Regions from separate parts of the Mus musculus genome. Here region 1 is linked to region 2. Evidence: chromatin loops called from intact Hi-C (ENCODE). Cell type or tissue: left cerebral cortex. All regions are shown on one strand.

Region 1 (2,500 bases), 54 kb before region 2:
AAATAGTGAGGAGGCAGTGTATTAGCTAGACTAACAGCTGTGCTCAAACACACCGAAAGCAACTTGAAGAGAAAAGGGTTTACTTCAGCTGCTAGTCCCACATCACACTCCATCACTGACAGAAATCGGGGCAGGAACTCAAACAAGGCAAGAGTCTGGAGGCAGGAGCTGATACAGAGGCCGTGGGGGAATGCTAATTTACTGGTTTGCTCATAAGCCAATCTGGTGGGGACATAGTCTCAATCTGGCTCCCTCTTCTAAAAAGACTCTAGCTTGTGCCAGGTTGAACTAAAACTAGCCAACACAGGTGTGAATGGAAGAGTGAGAGAAAAAGCCACAGGCCTCTGTAAAGCTATGTGTGGTCTTCCCCAACTAACCGCAGACGCCCAACCATAGGTACACACATTGTACTTGCACGTGAGTATATCACACAGCAAGCTGCAGCTGACCAAAGATGAAGGAAAAGAAAATCCTAAAACAAGGCCAAGAAGAAATAGCTCAGCTACAGAAAAACAATGATAAGAATTCAGCAGACGTCTCTGCAGAAATGATGGGGGGGTGGGGGGGGCAGGAACGGAGCAAAAAATGGTTTAGATAAGAAAGTCAACCTGCAATTCAGTCAACTGTGACATTTTCAGAGACTAAAGACTCAAGAGAAACAAAAGCCAAAGGATCGGCCAAGCCACACAGACCTCCCCTTTTAAGAAGGCTAAGAGAAACGCTACAGAGAAGGGTACAATGAGTCGAAAACCCAGTCTAGCAGGACCTGTAGTGTCGTGTATGCCTTTAACCCTAGCACTTGGGAGGCAGAGGCTGATGGATCACTCTGAGTTTGGGGTCAGTGCTGGCTACAAGGGTTCCAAACCAGCCAGTGCTACATAGTGAGACTATCTCAAACAAACAAACAAACAAACAAACACAAATAAACAAACAAGTCCTCAGACTAAATAGGAAAACAAACAAATGAAAACCAGATATTGTAGAATTATGGTTTACATTAAAAAGAGAGAGGGGGCATAAGTAAACAGTAAAAACTTGAGGTTTCTATTCTTAACTGATCTGACAGTTACCAGTTTGCTGGAGCAGAAAGAACTGTGGGCTGGATGCCTGCAGCTCCAGCTGGGAGGGGGAGGGGCGGCAAGCCAGACTCCACAACCTACTAGAGGAAGTAGGACCCATACAGATGCTATAGTGTACTGTTCATCCAAACTGGACTTAAGACAGCTTCTAAATACATGTTGCAAACTCTGGGCTTCTCCTGAAATAGTTTTGAGAGCGAGGAACAAATTGAGTTCCTCTTAAAACGGAAGCATTAAGCTACAAAAGGCAGAAAGAAAGTAGAAGATAAAATCAGTTGCTAAGAAGATTCAAGGAATCCAGGATAATAATCAACTGGGCAGACAGCAGCTAAGGACACCAGCTCTAACTCAACCACCCAGAGCACAGTGGCTTCACAGCCAGCCGCTGCCCCATGCTGGGGTCCCCGGAAACTGCAGAGAGAGCCAGGAGAAAAATGGCAACAATAGTATCTGAATTCACACAGCCCAAAATGCTAGCTCTGAGCACCCAGCACTCACACTGTGTACCATGCAATGCCCGCAGAGGCTGCAGGGAACACCATGGCTCCTTCTCCCCGCTGTTTTATTGCCTGCTCTTTTTTTTAATTAGATATTTTCTTCATTTACATTTCAAATGTATCCAGATCATTTCCCTATACCCTCCCCCGGCCCTGCTCCCCTACCCACCCACTCCCACTTCCCTGGCGTTCCCCTTTACTGGAGCATAAAAAGTTTGCAAGACCAAGGGGCCCCTCTTCCTAATGATAGCTGACTAGGCCATCTTCTGCTACATATGCAGCTAGAGACACGAGCTCTGGTGGTACTGGTTAGCTCATATTGTTGTTCTACCTATAGGGTTGCAGATCCCTTTAGCTCCTAGAGTGCTTTCTCTAGCTTCTCCATTGAGGGCCCTGTGTTCCATCTTATAGATGCCTGTGAGCATCCACTTCTGTTCTTCTTGAAATGGAACAGTTTCAGTAAGGAAACAAAAGCTTTTAAAATGTTCCTATCTTCATTGTTTGGCATGTGAATATCAAATTGGTGTCTAAGTCTCATAACTAGGACTAGCGAGATGGCTGAGCGGGTAAGGATGCGGAGCTTAGTCTCTGGGACCCACGTGGCGGAGGGCAAGCAGTGACTCCTGCAAGTTGTCCCCTGACTTCCAAGCATATGCACATATACGATAGATAAATAAGCATAATAAAAATTTTCTTAATTCCTGTCTGTGTTGTTAACATATTTCATAGAGAAACATTCGATGAATTGTGACTCATGATTAGGGCAGAATTCACAACTTCTGAAGTGGCCCTAAGCATGCTTTTGTTATTCAGTATGATATATTTATTTATGCAAAGTGCCATTTGAAGCTTTGAGGATTACAAAATCAAAATATTAGCGAGCTCCAAAATATATTAAAGGTGGTCTACTCCATCTCTCAATAT
Region 2 (2,500 bases):
CCAGAGTGTGCACTAATGGCAGGTGCTGAACGGATCAGCTACCTGTATCTTTGAGCTTAAAGCGCCGAGGAAAGTCTAGGGTAGAGCCTTGGTGCGGGAAGGGAAGCGAAAGGCTCCAGCCTGGCCAGTGGCCTAAAAAGGCTTATCCTTGGAATCCCGCAGCTGGGAGGGTGGAATGATGGACTGAAAGTCTAGGAATACGCAGCACAGCGCAGCTCCCTAAATGGAGGCCGAAAGGTCGCCAGCCTGATCGCCAAGAGCACGACATGGAACCGGGCAGCACCATGGAGCTGATCCCGGCGCCTGCCCCGAAAGGCGGTGCGCCCAGGGCGCGCCGCCGGGCACAGGGTGGATACCAGCCTTTCTTCGCAGCGCTCCAGCCTTCTCCCCGGCGCACACGTGGGCGGAGCGGCGCGAGGGTGTGCGTAGCCCGGCAGCCGCAGCGTGTGCAGTGCGTGGGGTGGGATATCACCAGGGCGGCCTCCCACTCCGGGTCACCCCTACATACTCTGGGCTCCACCTAGGCAGAGACCCTCAGGACTGGAACGGGCCGGCCAACCACGCCCCCCTACGCCGCTTGCTGGGGCTCGGGTGGGTCCCCTCCCACTCCTCACTCCGGGATGTAAGGACGAGACGAGTGGAAAGCGATGTGGTGTGAGCGACACAGGGAAGCAACGGGCCAGTGTTGGGGAGCGCCGCCACCACAGGAAAGATGGGGGGGGGGGATAGCTGGGGAGAGTGGGGGAGGGGAGATGGGCGGGGCTGGGAGGTAGGATGAACGGTTGTGAGGGGCGCGGAGGCTGGGGGTGGGGATCGGACAGGCAGCAAAGGTAGCGGTGTCCTCGTTGCAGGGTTCACCCACTGGGTGCGGTGTCCCGGACCCCCTTCCTCCGTGGCACACCTGTACCCACCTGCTTGACGCTCCGACACAAGCCGAGCAGCAGCGGGGAGCCGCATTCTCCGGCCGCCCCCTCCCCGCGCGCACCTACGCTGCTGTCGCCGTCGCCGCTGCCTTAAAATGGACGAGATAGAACAGAAAATGAATGCATGCAAAAAATGAAAATAAAGAAAACCTGGACCGTAGCCGAGGAGGCTCGGCCCGTGGGGAACCCGTGTGCGATGCGGGAACGGCGGGGACCGGCGCCGCACGCTAGCGGCTGCAGATCGGTGGGCGCCGGGCGCCGGCTCGCGGATTGGCCCCGCCCCCTCCCGCATCGTCCCTCCGATTGGTGTTTTCTCCCGCCAGTCATTGGGGAGGGTGTGGTGTCCTCGCGGCCCCGGGCGAAAGCCCTTAGAGGTGGTCAGCTCCCGGCTCAGGCGAGCGTGCGCACTGGGCGGGGAAGGCCTGGGTGCTGCTAGTCTAGACCCCCCGGCCATCACAGGCAGAAGCAACGGGAGTTGGGGGGAACCTTCTCAGGCCTAGGAAGCTCTCCCTGCCCACAGAGGCCGCCCACCGCGGGATGGTGACCATCCTGGGAAAGATGCAGCGATGGCGGGGGTGTCTACCCCCACATTGTGCAGATAAGAAATCTGAAGATCAGAGGTTAAAGCGAAATGTTCAAGGTCACAAATGGTAAGAGGAAGACCCGGGATTCCAACGATTCTGACGTCTCCATCATTGAGTAAAACCGCACCTACTTCATGACAATGCGATGGCAACCGGGGTCTTGCAGAAAGATAGGGTTTAGCTAGGCAGAGATCCATTGGTTTAGTATAGGTCTACAGATATGTATTGAGGACCTACTGTGCTGTCCCTAAGATCTAAGGACAACGTAATGGACAAACAAGCAAAAATGGAGAAGAGCATCCATGCCCAGGGAATAGTTTAATGACAATGGGGCATATTTGACAGTCTAAAAAAGACTGTCTCAAGGCAGAGAGAAGACTGGAAAGGTAAGAAAGAAGGAATGGGCAGAGGCCAGTACCACGAAGTCTTATGGGCTACGAGAAAGCCTTTGGAGATTACCCGGAAGCTTGTCTCACCTTGGGAAAAACTACTATCAGATTCACACTTTTTAAATATACCAGTCAGGATAAACTCTGCTGAGCTGCGGTAACAAACGAGCCGGAATCTCACTGGCTTGTTTCCTGCCTGCACTCTTCATCCTGCTTGAATCAGCGGAGGCTCTACTGATGGACAGCTGTCACAGGTCAGGCTTATGAGACTGGGTCAGAAGGAGCACAATTTGCAGAGCAGTGTAAAGGAAAGGTGGCCTGATACAGGAGTTTGTCAAACCAACCCTCCCACCTTAAAAGCACCGCATGCTTTTGCACTTCATTGGCCAATGTAAGACACATGGTTCTGCCTGACTTTAGAGAGGACAGACCTTCCCAGAACTGAAGGGGGAAGACCCAGAATGTGAGGGACTCCAAGGATGTCATTAACAGCAACGGACCAGGTGTAAAGAGAGCATGGTCCAAAATGGGGACCTGGTAGCAACAGGAACGACAGGAAGGGTGATGTCATAGGAACACAGCCAGGAAAGAAGAACAGGAATGA

What was found. Hi-C counts contacts between places; a loop is a spot of excess contacts. Peaks named below come from ENCODE experiments on the same cell type or tissue, not always from the same donor. Only the 100,000 strongest peaks of a DNase experiment are listed, where the experiment ranks them.
Region 1: it touches region 2 in a loop (4-fold over the local background); 4 of 42 quality-filtered maps call a loop at or near these places.

Annotation. Positions count from the first base shown.
Region 1 is chr5:37,081,271-37,083,770 of GRCm38, reverse strand. It overlaps a transcript of Jakmip1 not described here. Among named protein-coding and RNA genes, the nearest start is that of Jakmip1, 2.7 kb to the left of the region's middle. In left cerebral cortex, no CTCF peak of the experiment used is centred here; DNase peaks (open chromatin) are centred at 128, 348 and 1,150; H3K27ac peaks cover 2,383 bases.
Region 2 is chr5:37,027,011-37,029,510 of GRCm38, reverse strand. It overlaps Gm52814 (a long non-coding RNA gene), which reads left to right. Exons shown (of 2, transcript XR_003955901.1): 1 at 1-654; 2 at 852-2,500. It also overlaps a transcript of Jakmip1 not described here. Among named protein-coding and RNA genes, the nearest start is that of Gm52814, 1.4 kb to the left of the region's middle. In left cerebral cortex, no CTCF peak of the experiment used is centred here; DNase peaks (open chromatin) are centred at 435 and 1,226; H3K4me3 peaks cover 1,829 bases; H3K27ac peaks cover 1,776 bases.